2 separate regions of the Homo sapiens genome follow, and region 1 is linked to region 2. Evidence: chromatin loops called from intact Hi-C (ENCODE). Cell type or tissue: heart left ventricle. All regions are shown on one strand. Links, peaks and the distances in the headings refer to the core of each region. The heading gives the core; the rest is flanking DNA.

Evidence for each region. Peaks named below come from ENCODE experiments on the same cell type or tissue, not always from the same donor. Only the 100,000 strongest peaks of a DNase experiment are listed, where the experiment ranks them.
Region 1: it touches region 2 in a loop (2.6-fold over the local background); 17 of 110 quality-filtered maps call a loop at or near these places.

Annotation. Positions count from the first base shown.
Region 1 is chr5:60,645,999-60,654,584 of GRCh38, reverse strand. DEPDC1B (DEP domain containing 1B) reads left to right here. Exons shown (of 11, transcript NM_018369.3): 3 at 7,052-7,187. Among named protein-coding and RNA genes, the nearest start is that of DEPDC1B, 50 kb to the left of the region's middle. RefSeq lists a silencer at 2,189-2,483. In heart left ventricle, for the core only: a CTCF peak has its summit at 5,076 (motif pointing right); no DNase peak of the experiment used is centred there.
Region 2 is chr5:60,291,905-60,300,490 of GRCh38, reverse strand. It overlaps a transcript of PDE4D not described here. Among named protein-coding and RNA genes, the nearest start is that of PART1, 190 kb to the left of the region's middle. In heart left ventricle, for the core only: a CTCF peak has its summit at 4,903; no DNase peak of the experiment used is centred there.

The DNA of each region.
Region 1 (8,586 bases), core at 215-8,214, 350 kb before region 2:
AACTGTCACTGTTTCTTGATGATATGATCGTATACATAGAAAACCTTAAAGACTCATCCAAAAAGCTCCTGGAACTGATCAATGAATTCAGTAAAGTTTCAGGATACAAAATTAATGTACACAAATCAGTAGCACTGCTATAACCCAACAGTGACCAAGCTGAGAATCAAATCAATAACTCAATTCCTTTTACAATAGTACCCCCCACCAAAAAAAAAGAAAAAAAAAACACCAAAAAACTTAGGGAATATACCTAATCAAGAAGGGGAAAGATCTCTACAAAGAAAACTACAAAACACTGCTGAAAGAAATCATAGATGACACAAACAAATGGAACACATTCCATGCTCAGGGATGGGTAGAATTAACATTGTAAAAATGACTGTACTACCAAAAGCAATCTACAAATTCAATGCAATTCCCATTAATATACCACCATCATTCTTCACAGAACTAGTAAAAACAATCCTAAAATTTATGTGTAACCAAAAAAGAGCCCACATAGCCAAAGCAAGGCTAAGCAAAAAGAACAAATCTGGAAGTATTACATTGCCTGACTTCAAGCTATGCTATAAACCTATAGTCACCAAAACAGCATGGTATTGCTGTGAAAATAGGCACATAGAGCAATGGAACAGAATAGAGAACCCAGAAATAAAGTGAAATACTTACAGCCAACTGATCTTCAACAAAGCAAAGAAAAACATAAAGTGGGGAAAGGACACCCTATTCAACAAATGGTGCTGGGATAATTGGCAAGCCACATGTAGGAGAGTGAATCTGGATCCTCATCTCTCACCTTATGCAAAAATCAACTCAAGATGGATTAAAGACTTAAATATAAGACCTGAAATCATAAAAATCGCAGAACATCAGAAAAACCCTTCTAGATATTGGCTTAGACAAAGACTTCATGACCAAGAACCCAAAAGTAAATGCAACAAAACAAAGACAAATAAATAAATAGATGGGACTTAATTAAACTAAAAAGCTTCTGCATAGCAAAAGAAATAATCAGCAGAGTAAACAAATAACCCACAGAGTAGGAGAAAAATGTTCACAAAGTACGCACCTGACAAAGGACTAATATCCACAATGTACGAGGAACTCAATCAAACCAGCAAGATAACAACAAACAATCCTTTCAAAAAGTGGGCTAAGGACATGAGTAGACAATTCTCAAAAAAAGATATGCGAATGGCCCACAAACACATGAAAAAATGGTCAACATTACTAACGATGAGGGAAATGCAAATCAAAACCGCAATGTGATACCACTGTACTCCTGCAAGAATGACCATTAAAAATAAAAAGATGTTGAAATGGATGTGGCAAAAAAGGAACACGTTTAGACTGCTGGTGGGAATGTAAACTAGTACAACTATGGAAAACAGTGTGGATGGAGATTCCTTAAAGAACTTAAAGTAAATCTGCCATTTGATCCAGCAATCCCACAACTGGGTATCGACCCAGAGGAAAGGAAGTCATTATACGAAAAAGACACTTGCACACACATGTTTATAGCAGCACAATTTGCAGTTGCAAAAATATGGAACCAGCCCAAATGCCCATTAATCAATGAGTGGATAAAGAAAATATGGTGTGTATAAATATACACCATAGAATACTACTCCACCATAAAAAGGAACAAAATAATGACATTTGCAGCAATCTGGATGAAATTGGAGACCATTATTCTAAGTGAAGTAACTCAGGAATAAAAAACCAAACATTGCGTGTCCTCACTTATAAGTGGGAGCTAAGCTATGAGGATGCAAAGGCATAAGAATGATATGATAGACTTTAGGGACTTGGGGAATGGGTGGGAGGGTGATGAGGGATAAAAGACTATACATTGGTTACAGTATACACTGCTCGGGTGATGGGTGCACCAAAATCTCAGAAATCATCACTGAAGAACTTATTCATGTAACCAAACACCACCTGTCCCTCAAGACTTATTGAAATAATAAATAAATAAAAAGGATTCTACAAAAAAGAAACCTTATAAACTGAGTTCCTAGCCATGATGGGATAGGGGGTTGGACAAGCCTCAGTATGTCCCTTCCTTAGTAACCTTTAACCAGATTTCTTTCCTAAGAAATAAACAGAAACCAGCTCTGGAGAACAAGAAACAGATGACTCATTGCTTTATCATCTTAAGCCAATCATCTGAGGCTGTGACTGGACTCTTCCTACTTTTTTTGCAATTTCACAATACATCCCTTGCTAAAAACTGACCACCATCTCCAGACCGGTTTTGGCTGACTGGTGGAGGATACACGGTGATGGTTTTGTGTCCTCTGCTTCATCTTTTGACATCAGTGGGCTGAAAACTCCATTTTCAGATCATGCTAATGCCACCATTTTTTGAACATGCAACCCATGAAAGGTGCATGAAGCGCAATTGCACATGTGCATATTTCTTCTTTCATAAATATTCATGACTCTTCCTTTAGCTTATTAAATATGCATATTTGGCTACCTCACTCAGCATAAATTCCTGTTCCCTTTACCCCTCCCTCAAAGTGCTTGCTCTCAGCTGCTGTTGGAGGCTTTGTTTCCCATCCTGTGGGATGGCCAGCATACAGGCTGAAACCCTTTATGAGAAATAAAGCTCTTCTTTTCAAATTTATCCACCTCATCATTCTTAAATTGGCACAATCCACACCTGGTTATTGCAGCTGTTATAAAAGAAACCAGTTGTCATTTTCATCATTCATCCTGGGAAATTTGTTCACCAGATCCACCTTTTCTAGTTTCCCTATTACCACAGGTGACAGTTGTACTGAAATTTATGCCACTGTGCAACACAGATTTTTTTCTCCACCTTCCATACTGTTTCACAACAACTTCCTTACTGTTCTTTCAACCTCTATTAAGAAGTCCATCTGAGGCCCTTCATGCATCCATTTCACTGCCCGATCCTGTTGCAGATACCACACATTTCTTTTCTAGTTATCTGTTGTGTAATAAAACTATGTCAAACTTACTGGATTAAAATAACCATTGTAGTTTTTTTTAGTTTTTTTTTTGTTTTTTTTGTTTTTTTTTTAGGTGGAGTCTCTCTCTGTTGCCCAGTCTGAAGTGGTGCAGTGGTGCAATTTCAGCTCACTGCAACCTCCGCCTCCTGGGTTCAGGCAATTCTCCTGTCTTTGCCTTCCGAGTAGCTGGAATTACAGGCACACGCCACCATGCACGGCTAATTTTTGTATTTTTAGTAGAGACGAGATTTCACGATGTTGGCCAGGCTGGTCTCGAATTCCTGACCTCAGACAATCCACCCACCCTGGTCTCCCAAAGTGCTGGGATTACAGGTGTGAGCCACTGTGCCGGCCCATTGTAGTTTTTACATAATTGTGTGGATCAGGAATTTTGGAAGGTTGCTTAGGTGGGCATCAGCTGCGGCTGCTGAGGCTAGAGAATCCACCTCCAGGAATATTTGTTTATTTGCAGATCTGGAATTTTGGTGCTCCTTTACCTCAGTTTATTTCCTTGCAGTATCTCATCTTCTAGGGCCTCTTCCTGTTGCTTAGGTATTTGACAACATGGTGGGCTCACGGTAGTCATACTTCTTATAAGATGGCTGGTTTCCAAGAGGGAGCTTCATAATAATGAGTTATACAAGAGTGAGAGTTTCAAGAGGCAGGAAGAGAGTTCTAGCCAGTTAGGCTAGTGCTTCTTCCTTATTGTATTTATCAAAGCAGTTAGACAGGGCTCACCTAGACTTGAAGAGGGTAGAGAAAGACATTCTGCCTCTTGATACAGTAGTGGCAAGATCATATTGCAAAAGAGCATATGGTTAGGAGGTATGATTGTAAACACCTTTGGAAATATGGCAGGCTGAACCGGGATGCAATTTCATTTTTCCCAAATGGATAACCAGTTGGCTCAGTACTATTTATTGAACAGTCCATACTTTCCCACTGATCTGTAATGTCTGCTCTATCATAAATCATGTTTCTAAAGAGTAGTGTGTATTTGTTTTGAATTGTCTTTGTTTAGGCCCATGATTCGCAACTGGGGGCCATTTTGCGGAAGACATTTGGCAATGTCTGGAGAAATGTTTTGTTGTCACAACAGGTGTGTGTGTTGTGTGTAGGGTGCTACTAACATCCAGTGAGTAGAGGCCAGGGATGCTTTGCACTTAGCAGCATCCCCCAGTGCACAGGACAGCTCCCCACAACAAAGAACTATCCGGCCCTAAATGTCAACAGTGCGGAGCTTGAGGAACTATGGTCTCTGCCATCAGTATTGCCGTATTATGTTAGCCTTGATATCTGATAGGACAAGTCACCTCACTTTGTTTTTCTTCTTTAAGAATGTCTTATTTTTGGGCCTTTGCATTTTCATATAAATTTTAGAATCAGTTGATCATGTTTCTTATTTTTTTACTTTAGAGATGGGGGTCTTGCTTTATTGCCCAGGCTGGTCTTGAACTCCTGGCTTCAAGTGATCCTCTCATCTCAGCTTCCCGAGTAGCTGGGACTACAAGTGTAAGCCACCGTGCCTGGTTTGGAATAAGTTTATGATGTTTCATAAAAATTTTTATATTAATATTTTTATTAAATTTTCTTTGTAACTATGTATCTTCATGGGGGAAAATTAACATTGTATGATATGGAATCTTATTCACCAAGCTGCGCACAGTGGCAACTACTTGTAATCCCAGCTACTTGGGAGGCTGAAACAGAAGGACAGGAGGATTGCTTGAACCTGAGTTTAAGAAAGAATCTTATTCACCAGCATAATATAGCTATCAATTTAGTTCTTCTTTAATGTCTTTCAATAAAATTTTATAGTTTTCTTTCTTTTTAGGGGGGCACACTGTCTTTTTTTTGTGTAAAAATTTTATAATTTTCTTAATAAAAGGCTTGCAAATCCTTTGTGTAAGATGGTTTGTTCTCTTGGCCAGTTGTGAGGCTTTTAAATTAGTTGCTTTCCTCTTTTGAGCCTTAATTTCTCTGAGTGAAAAATGTGGCATTTGAACTGGATCATCTTTAACAGGTGAAATATTACATTATTAAAATATTAGGATTAAATTGCTAACTTTCAATGCCCGAAATAGAAGTACTCCACTGGAGGGAGCTCTTCTGCATTTTTTCTCAGACAAAGTTGTCAGACTGCTGTGAAAATAGATAGCACACCTTCTATTGGTAACTGCAGATATTACTGACAGCAAAGATCTCATCTTCTTAGTGTGGAGGAAAAAGGTGATTTCCTGGTATTTCTTCAGTCACAGTTTTGCATGTAACAAATTCTGTTTTGGTCTTTGGAAGATACTACTTTTTTCTGGTTATGGGAATATAAGAAGCATCTTTTTGAACTTAGGAGAAAATTTATGGGTCATCCAATTTAATTCCTTCATTTGACAAATAAATAAATTATTATTTAGAGAGACTTATACTTTCCAAAAGACACATAGAGAGTTTGTGAGAAAGCCTGGAATTCAGGTCCAAAAATTTTTATGCCATAGTCGAGGGAATGAAGTGGGAGAATAAACAGAGGGCATTAGTGGTGGGATGGGAGTAGGGATTGCGTTTAGTTTTGAATGAACTGAGAAGTGGGTGATCTGTGAACTCCGGCAATTACATTCAATATCCTACCTGTATGTGAGCATATGTGCACATACATATGCATAAATGCTGTACTTTGTCTGGAAATGGGCATTTGTTGGGATTGTTGACTTGTAGGAAATAAAATTGGACTTTTATAAGCCACCCTTTATTTATAAAGAAAGATGCTTTGGCTATAGAGATTCATTTAGTTTATATTTTGGAATCTTTTGGGAACACCTGCCTTGGTAACTTGATTACCAAACTTTAAACTATCTTTAACTTAATTTACTGATTTCCAGAACTCTCTTTTTTTAACTGACCCAAAACTGATGTTTAAAATAGTTATTGGATATTCTTTTCAGAAAAGATGAAATGCAACTTTTCTCCACTTGTCATTCCTTTTCAAATCTATTGCGACTGTTTTTGAAATGTTTCTCTATTTGAAGATGAGAAATCATAGTTTTCCTCAACCTTCAGAAGTTCATACTTGGGACATATTCCTGCAAGAAAAGACAGATTAACAAGAGAAAAACAAGCAAGTTTGTTAATGTGTGCAGTGCACATCCCGTGGGAGAAAAATAACTAGATGCAGTGCCTTAGAGTCCCAGCTTATATGGTCTTCAACAAAGAGCAATAAATTTTAGAGAAGCGTCAGGACACATGAAAGCAGTTTAAGGCTTCCAAAGGCAGGAAGGTGTGGGAAGGTAAATTTATGGGGAAACTAATGAAGTCTGCTTAGATGCCTCTGGTGTAGTCTCTAAGCTGATAAAGGTTGTAAAGGAGAATTTACCTACTGTTTTGAGGCAGGAAAGAGGGAAAGATAGACTTTTTGTATTTATATTAATAATACTCTGCTCTTAGGCAAACAGAGGAAAGACAAAGCACTTTTCCATATTTGCTTCAAATGGCCTTTAGCCCCAAAAAATTATGTCAAAGAGGAATGTTTTGAGGTGACACATTCTGTTTCCTTCAGTACTCTCGTTGGTGAGTCTCCAGATTCACCTTCATATAAACTTCCCTTGAACACTATAGACATTTTATAATTCTTTATTTCTGCATTTGCTTTGAGATAAGGTCTTTAGTTATTTGTATGATTTTTTTCTGTGGATAACATGGGTAAGATTTTTAAGCTGTTTTTTTGGCTTAAGTAAATAAAAAGTCAAAATAAAAGTCAACAACCCGCTGCCTTTTATGTCAACATTAAGAACTAGAGTTCTTACATTGCTTTTGCAGTGCAATGTAATGCATTGTATCCTTTTCTAACAAGACTGCAGAAAAATATTATCTGATAAAAAATATGTATTCAATCACCTTTCTTTTCTTTATCAGGTATGGTATAGAGCAGTTTAAAAAATTAAAATTTATGTAATTATTGTATAAATATTGTACAAATTATTGTATAAATTTTCAGATACACCAAAGTGGAGACTATTGTTAAAATATCTGTGTCTCCCACTGACTGCAGTAATAGAGAATTTCTTCTTGGGTTTTAGATTTCCTCCTTCTTCACCCCTGAAACCATATCCAAAGAAGCCCCCAAACCAAAAGGATGTTATTAAATTTCCAGAATGGAATGATCTCCCACCAGGCACTTCACAAGAGAACATCCCAGTGAGGCCAGTTGTGATGGTAAGTGCCATGACTGAAAGATGGAAGGGCTGGCAGCAGGGAGAATCATCCATGAACTCCTAGGCTTGGTCTTTCTGTGGTCCTTTATGAACAATAATTTAAAGGTACTTTAAAACAAAATTGTACCTGCCAACAGCTGGGAGACCAGTAACAAGGAAAGAATGACTCTTGCAGTTTTTCACTCTTGCATGTAAATAGTTGTTGTACTGTATTGTTTAGGGCAGCAGTCCCCAACCTTTTTGGCACCAGCGATGGGTTTCATGGAAGACAATTTCTCCATGGACCAGGGCTGCTGGGGTGGGGGTGGGGGTGGTTTCGGGATGATTCAAGTGCATTACATTTATTGTGCATTTTATTTATATTATTATTACATTTTAATATATAATGAGATAATTATGCTACTCACCATAATATAGAATCAGTGGGAGCCCTGAGCTTGTTTTCCTGTAACTAGATGGTCCCATCTGGGGATGATGGGAGACAATGACAGATCATCAGGCATTAGATTCTCATAAGGAGCACACAACTTAGATCCCCCAGATGCACAGTTCACAAAAGGGTTCACGCTCCTATGAGAATCTAATGCGGCCGATCTGACAGGAGGTAGAACTCAGGCAGTATGTGAACAACAGGGAGCTGCTGTAAATACAGATGAAGCTTCACTCACTTGCCCAACGCTTACCTCCTCCTGTGCAGCCTGGTTCCTTATAGGCTATGGACTGATACCAGTCTGTGGCCTGTGGGTTGAGGACACCTCGTTCAGGGAATAACAAGAAGAAGAAAATGCTACATGTTCAGTACAGATGCAACCATCCATTTTTTTCCTCTGAATATTTTCAATCTGTGGTTGGTTGAATCCATAGATGCAGAACCCATAAATACAAAGAGTCAATTGTATATGGCAGCTGTTTTTATATGTTCAGACTGAGCAGGTTTCTGTTAAAACTCTCTTGTAATCCCCTTTTCCTGTACATTCTATAACTTACTACTCTTCTTCCTCTTTGTCTCTTCCTCCTAAACTGTTATTATTGCCAGTTGAGGGTAAGAAGGTTAGGATGTGGAATATTGTGTACTAGCCCCTGACCAAATATATAAGCAAAGGTAGATTCTTCTAGTCTTAGAAAACCGAAGCTCATTGTAGAATTGACTGCCTCTTTTTTTCACATTTTTTCCTTAAAATACCCCCAGTAGAAGACCACCAGGACTGAGGTGTAATGCTAAAAAGCAAACAACAAAAAAATTTCTGTTCCTTTTGCCATCTTCAGCTGTCCTTGTGGAGCCTTTTGCAGATGGCTAAGATTTGGGGGCTACTTTCGAACATTGCACTTACTTGATATTTGCTTATAAAAAATAGACAGTCCTCAAAAGTAATACATTTTAATTCCATTTTCAATAATCA
Region 2 (8,586 bases), core at 234-8,233:
TTCAGGACATAGGTACAGGCAAAGATTTCATGATGAAAATGCCAAAAGCAATTGCAACAAAAGCAGAAATTGACAAATGGGATCTAATTAAACTAAAGAGCCCCTGCACAGCAAAAAAAAACTATCATCAGAGTGAACAGACAGCTTACAGAATGGGAGAAAATTTTTGCAATCTGTCCATCTGACAAAAGTCTAGTATCCAGAGTCTACAAGGAACTTAAACACATTTACAAGAAATAAACCAATGGCCCAATTAAAAAGTGGGCAAATGACATGAACAGACACTTTGCAAAAGAAAACATTCATGCAGCCAACAAGCATCTGAAAAAAAGCTCAGCATCACGTCATTAGAGAAATGCAAATCAAAACCACAATGAGATACTATCTCACACCAGTCAGGACAGCTGTGATTAAGAATAAAAAAAACAACAGATACTGGTAAAGTTGTAGAGAAAAAGGAATGCTTTTACACTGTTGGTGGGAGTGTAAATTGGTTCAACTGTTTTGGGAGACAGTGTGGCGATTCCTCAAAGACCTTGAGGCAGAAATACCATTTGAGCCAGATCCCATTACTGGCTATATACCCAAAGGAATATAAATCATTCTATTATAAAGATACATACATGTGTATGTTCATCACAGCACTATTTACAAAAGCAAAGACATGGAATCAACTTAAATGCCCACCAATGATAGACTGGATAAAGAAAATATGGAACATATACACCATGGAATGCTATGCAGCCATAAAAAAGGATGAGTTCATGTCCTTTGCAGGGACATGGTTGGAGTTGGAAGCCACTGTCCTCAGCAAACTAATGCAGGAACGGAAAACCAAACACCACAGGTTCTTACTTATAAGTGGGAGCTGTATGATGAGAACACATGGGCACATGGGGGAACAACACACACTGGGGCCTGTGGGGGTGGGGTGGCTTGTGGAGAGGGAGAGTATCAGGAATAATAGGTAATGTATACTGGGCTTAATACCTAGGTGGTGGGATGATCTGTGCAGCAACCACCATGGCACATGTTTACCTGTGTAACAAACCTGCACATCCTGCACATGTACCCTTGAACTTAAAAGTTGAAGGAAAAAACAAAAGAAGGATATGTTCTTAGTTTTCTATACCTATGAGCCAGTCAATTGGAAGTGAAAGCTGGGTATGCCAAGGAATAACTAAATTCCCTTTACGGTTTCAAAGTTAGAACCTATTTTTCTCTTAAGATTATGGAATTGATTATCCATTACTTTTGGTTTTAAAGGCTGTCTTCAATGGTTTTAGTGACAAGTTGGTCACAGCAGCATTACATGATTTTAGCCAGAAGCTATTTTGAACCTAAAATTCCTATCAGAAGGTTGAAAAAAAACCTAATTTTACTTTTATTTAGAGCTTGTGTGCTAATTATTTGATTTTTAAATTTCCGACTCCACTTGGAATGAAGACACAATCCAGTAGTTAATATTAAAGTATGAACTTTCAATTGTTTCCTTTCTTCCTTTTTTTTGAGATAAGAATCCCTCAAAAGAATAAGTGAAACAGAGACTTCAAAGTTCCGTGGTGACTGTTGAAATATAACAGAATCGCACTGTGTTTGAATTTACTGTGATATATTTCTAATGTCTTATATTTGGTATGTTTCTCTTGTTGTTATTGCTGACACAAACCAAAGAACAAGAATTTCTTTTATGCCACTGATTTGCAAAGGTCGTATAGAAAATGAAGGGTCAGATAATGGATGTTAATCATCCTCATTGATGGATACATTGACAGGAAAACATAATTGAATTGCACATATTAGTGGAAGATAAAAAACCATTTCACAAATCGTTCTTAGTAGAGAAAAAAATGATAGGAGAGCTAAAATTGATGTGAAAAACACAGAAGGAAGTTAAGGGATTAGAGTGGGAGGGAAATTAGTGAATATCTATTTGTGTGCATGATTGCATTTTTGAAATAATTAGTTGCCTAATTTGTGTATCCAAATATAGTAATTGTTTTTCCATAGTCATGACTTAAATATTCTCTGTGTGTAATTTTCAGTTGCATACATTTTTTTGCAGAATCAAATTGCAGAGGAATACATTCATTTGAAATTTCTCTAGGGATGTGTTTATAACCCATTTTGGAAAGAGTAGAAAGATTTTTTTTCTCTTCCAAATGGCTATGAAGGTGGATAACTTCTCTGATCTTTTAGTAAACACTTTTATGTTAGTTGAATGGTATGCAGTTAGTCATAAACAGGAGAGATTGAGGAAAAATAACATGCTTAATGCAAATAAATTTTCTGTACCTGATAAGTTAATTGGAATTTTTTCCTGTAATCTTTTTTTTTTTTATTTTTCTGGTAGATGCTTGTTGATTTAAGGTAAGATAGAAAAGAATCATCAAACTATATGTAAACCACAGCCAAATGATGAATTCATAGTTTTTGCTCAAGTAGAGGGATTATCTGAAAGTACAAAAAGAATTTGATAATTGAGAAATACATTATTTTGAATGCACATTTGAAGTAGCTAAAAATTCTACGCCACAGCTGAATGCACTGGCAGTTTGTTAATCACATCCATAAACATGAGTCTTCTACAATTGGAGTGGGCCCCACACTTGGAACATCTTGAAGATGTTTCTTCTTTGGCTGTGCTAAATTAAGCATGCAAAGAAGTTATATTGTGTTAACATTTCCACAATGAAATCTTATTGGCACTTCCTGTATAAGTGGCTGGGAATAGAAATTCTCATTTATGAATCAAAACACTTTGCCTTTTTATTTGGAGGTCAACCTACTAACCTTTGGTTATAGGATAATACCAGCAATTTTATTATAAAGTGTATTTCAGTAATTGGAACTGTGTTTTGATTATACAATTGGATAGAATGTATAATAAAATGAAATGAAAGAAATTTCTCCCAGAAGATTGAGTTAAAAATGTTTTGGTGATGAAATTGAGATGATGTCCAGATTTATAGCATGTTTGGTAACCATAACATACTTCTCGATATATTGAATTCCATGTAAATGCTTATTTCTTCAAACCCTTTAAATTTCAGAGTATTTTCTCCCTTCTGTTATTAATCAGTTCTATTCATAGTGGATCTTAGAAAATTATCCAGTGATTAATATTTCTCCATATTTGTAGCTTTCATTACTTTATATTTCTGTTTTTGCCTAGGCTCCTTGTTACCAGCCTGTTCTAATGTCACAAAACTTGGCAAACCCTACCCAAGAAGGGTAAGGTTTAGTATCTATGAATTTTGAAAATACTTGATGAGAAAAGTTGCTTTTAAATTATTTTGAATCTTATTAATACCAAAAATATTTGAAAAAGAGAAGCAGGTACATTTTTCCAATATTCAAATTTCATTCAATGTATAAATACTCAAACCTTTTTTTATAAATTATACTTTAAGTTCTGGGATACATGGGCAGAACGTGCAGGCTTGTTACATAGGTATACATGTGCCATGGTGGTTTGCTGCACCCATCAACCCATCATCTACATTAGGTATTTCTCCTAATGCCATCCCTCCCCTTGCCCCCCACCTCCCGACAGGCCCTGGTGTGTGATGTTCCCCTCCCTGTGCCCATATGTTCTCACTGTTCAACTCCCACTTATGAGTGAGAACATGTGGTGTTTGGTTTTCTGTTCCTGTATTAGTTTGCTGAGAATGATGGTTTCCAGCTTCATCCATGTCCCTGCAAAGGACATGAACTCATTCTTTTTTATGGTGGCGTAGTATTCCATGGTATATGTGCCACATTTTCTTTATCCAGTCTAATATTGATGGGCATTTGGGTTGGTTCTAAATCTTTGCTGTTGTGAAAAGTGCTGCAATAAACATATACGTGCATGTGTCTTTTGCAATAGCATGAGGGAAGGAGATTGGAAAACATTGACTCATTGTACAATTTAAATACGCCAACTTTGTCAACTTTTATTACAACTGGAAAGCACTTATGGTACTTATTAGAAAGAAAGTGTGTGTGGATACGTATGTGTGTAAAAATATGGCTCTTCTTAAAAGGAGGCTTACCCAGTCATTTTTTTTTGAATAATAGCTGCATTGGAGGTAAGAAGGTACCTCAAGACATTTTCTCTAATTGTGCAGGAAAAAACAAATAAAGGAGATGAAGACTAGGCTGCTGTCATTCTGTGCCATCTCTGACATCTATGGAAAGCCTAGAGGCCCAAGAATACTTCCTCCCCAGGGTGCTATTGCAGTATCTTCAGGGTCCTGAGTCTGAATGTTCCTATTTTATGTAAGCATTGTACCCAGAAGAATGGGTCAGAACCTCTCCTATGGTCTGAATGTTTGTGTCCCTCCAAAATTCATATGTTGAAGTCCTCACCTCCAAGGTGATTGTATTAGGAGTTGAGGCCTCTAGGGGGTGTTTAGGTGATCCTCATGAATAGGACTGGTGCTCTTATAAAAGAGGCCCTAGGGATCTCCGTTAACTCTTCCACCATGTGAGGACACCGTGAGAAGGTGCCATCTATGATGAAGCTGGCCCTTATTAGACATCAAATTCTCTGGTTCCTTGATCTTGGACTTCCCAGTCTACAGAATGTGAGAAATAAATTACTGTTGTTTATAAGCCATTGTGTTTGTGGCATTTTGTTTATGGCAGCCCAGGTGGACTAAGACAGCCTTTTAATAGGCAAGGGGATCTAAAGACATAGGTGAACCAAGCAAGTCAGTCTGCAGCTCAGAAAACTCAAGTCCCCATTCAGGCAGCTGCCTGATGATGTTAGCTGTAATCTCCTGTGTTTGTGCCTGACTTGCTGCCTCAGTTTAGCTCAGTGGTTCTCAACTGGGGGCAACTTTGACCATAGGGACATTAGGCAACGTCTGGAGACATTGTCACAGCTAGAGGAAGGGTGCTACTGCCATCTAGTTGGTAGAAGCCAGGGTTGCTGCTAAACATCCTGCAGTGCACGGGACAGCACCTCCTCCCATCCCAGCAAGGAGTCATCTGTAGGAATATTTGATAAAAGCCATCTACATAAAAGCCCAACAGCTCACATCATAATTAAAGATGAAAGACTGCTTTTCCCATAAGATTGGGAACAAGGTAGTAATGACTGTTCTCAAATCTCTATTCAACATTTTACTGAAGGTCTTAGCAACAGTGCAAGAAGAATAATTAAAACTCATACAATTTGCAAAGCAAGAAGTAAAGCAGCTTTTATTCACGTATGACATAAACAGATACTTAAATAACCATAAGGAATAGCTTCCATAAAGGGGACTTGAACCAATAAGTGAGTTTAGAAAGGTCTCAGTATCTCAGTCAATACAAATTTAATCATGTTTATAAATACAATGGACAATTAAAACTAAATATTTAAACATTTCATTTCTTATAATGCCAGAAAATAGAAAATACTTAGTAGCAAATTTAATGAAATATGTGCACAATTCTTATACTGAAAACTATAATTTACCAAGATAAATTTAAGAAGACTTCAATAAATGGAGAGATATACTTTGCTCATTGATCAGAAGACTCAATAACAATTTAGGATATTAATTTTTCCTGAATTAATCTATATATTCAAATTTATCTTAATCTTCATCACAATGGCTTTTATTTTATAGGAATTGACAAGCTTATTCTAAAATTTATATGGGAGAGTAAAGAAGGTAGAATAGTCAGAATAATCTTGAAAAACAACAGCAATTCTACCTGACTCTATAAAATATAGTTGTATTATAACTGTAAAAATACAGTTGTATTAAAGATTATGAGGTTTTGACATAAGGATAGACAAATAAATGAAGGAAATAAAAGAGTCCAGAAATAGACACACATTTATAAAGTAAATTGATTTTTTTCAAGACACCAAAGCAATTAAATAAAGGAATGGAGAGGCTTATTTATAAATGAAATTGGAATAAATTGATATCCATATGGGAAAAAAATAAATTTTCACTCCCTAAATTCACACCTCAGACAAAAATCAATTCAAGATGGATTGGAGACCTAAAAGCAAAGGTAAAACTCTGATACTTCAAGAACAGAACATGACAGGATTCAGAAAATTATAACCCTCAAAATTGGTAAATTAGACTGCTCATCAAAAGACATACGTAAATGAGTAAGAGAGCCACTAACAGGACAAAAATATTTGTAAAACATATCTGACAAAGGACTTTAATCAATATCACATAAAGCACATCTACATTAATAAGATAAAGACCAAAGAAAATAGCTCAATAAAAATGGGCAAAGCATTTCAAGGGACACTTTACAAAAGTAAATATACAAATGGCCAATGAACACAGTAAAGAGTGCTCCACATCTTTAGGCTTCAGCTAAATGCATTTACAACCACAAAGAAATACCACCACACATCCACTAGAAAGGACAAAATTAAAAAGGTTGAAAACACCAAATACTGGTGAGGAGTTAGAACCACTGAACTCTTACACTTGTTGATAGGAAAATTAAATGTTGTAACTACTTTGAAAAATGTTTTGCAGATAATAAAATGTTACTTTCACCTACCCTTTGACCTAGCAATTCCACTCCTATTGTTTACCCAGAAGCAAATTTTATGTTACACATAAAAAATTATATCATACATAAATACTTGTTAAAATATTCATAAACCCACATATTCATAAACCCACATATTAATCAAAAGAGAATCAATAAACAAATTTTGTCACAGTTATACAATGGAGTATTACTCCGCAACAAAAATGAATGAACTACTGATACCTGCAACAAAATGAGTGACTCTCACAGACAAAATGCTGAGTCAAGGAATCGAGACAAAAAGGAATACATGTGGTATGATTCCATTTCTAGGAAGTTCTAGAACAAAACTTAGGTTAGAAAAAGGGAAAAAGGTTAGCCTCTGAAAGGGAAGACTGACCAGAGAGATGAGAGAACTTTCTAGGGAGATGGAAATGTTCTGTATCATAAGGATGTGGGTTACATCTTTTTTTTGTTTGTTTGTTTGTTTTGAGACAGAGTCTCGCTCTGTTACCCAGGCTGGAGTGCAGTGGCGCCGTCTCTGCTCACTGCAACCTCCGCCTCTCAGGTTCAAGCGATTCTCCTGCCTCAGCCTCCCGAGTAGCTGGGACTATAGGCGTGTGCCACCATGCTAGGCGAATTTTTTGTATTTTTAGTAGAGATGGGGTTTCACCGTGTTAGCCAGGATGGTCTTGATCTCCTGACCTTGTGATCGCCTCCCAAAATGCTGGGATTACAGGCATGAGTGCCCGGCCGCGTTACATCTTTTTAAGTATTTTAAGTAAATTGGTAGTCAGTGTTCAGGAATCCTTCTAATGACTCTTCAACAGGGGTGGCTTATGAAATAGTTCATCAATTTTTTTTTCTGATAAGGGGAGGTTGAGGCAGGAGGATTGCTTGAACTTGGGGGGGCAGAGGTTTCAGTGAGCCGAGATCATAACACTTCACTCTAGCGTGGGTGAAAGAGTGAAACTGTCTCAAAAAAAAAAGGGGGGAATTTACACTCTTGAAAATAAATATTTCATAAGGAAACTTTAGAGTTCTCCAATATACATGATCAAACAAGGACCTGTTACCATTTTGGACCATGTCATAATAGAGAGGAGATAGTTCAAAATTAGTCATATGTTCCAACAACAACATGATTATGGAAACTAGTCTTAGAATTGAGAGTAATTGAAGTTTTTGTTTTTACTGGTATTAATAAATGGTATTACTCAATTCGTTGACAGTACCAGTCTCTGCAATATCTTTTGTTGGGGAAGGGGGAGAGGACCTGTTCGTCTAATTAGAAACACATCTACATTTTAAGAATAAAATATTTTACATATACTTTTTGTTATTAAATCTGCAAACTCTAGAATTGGAAGAAATAGCCTTCATAACTCTTCACTGCAAAAGTTATGAATGTTTGATAGAATTAATTAAAGCATTCAGTAGAATTAGACTTGTTTGGAAGGACTGTAGGATCTTTGGCAAGAAGTGTGTTTTATATTGTTTCAGATGTATACCATTTTCTCTTAAGGTTTACAAGTTAATCAATAAAGATTCTTGGCAGAGCTAAGTACAAAAGAACAATATGTATTTCGCATACCAAATGGATCTAAGTCTTAAGTGTTATTTGATGTCTCGAAATGTTTGGCTTTCAACTTTGTTTAAATGAATAGTGTGTATACAGTGAAGACAGGCTTTACTTAGCCATGCCTAGACCCTCTGTGGATTCTCTCATAATCCTCAGTTATTGTAAACCATACTTAGTGAGACCAAAAGGATATTTTGTTTTGGCTGCATGGTATTATTGGAAAACGGTAAAAATTTTATTCTTTAAATAATGTGTTTTTCTATTCAGAAAAATAATGTCTATAGAGATAGTTATTTCAAAATGTAGTTTTCAATATGCACTTGTGGGTATGAACATGAACAAACACATGCAGACACACAGAGTCTGACGTTATATCTAGAATGTTGAATCCTACTTTTCTACTTAACAGGAATGTTTCCCTATGTAACGAAAAAGTCTGTATAATGTGTCTCTATTATGTGTATTATATGAATTATATATCCTAATTTACTTAACCATTCTTTTATTGTATTGGTCAT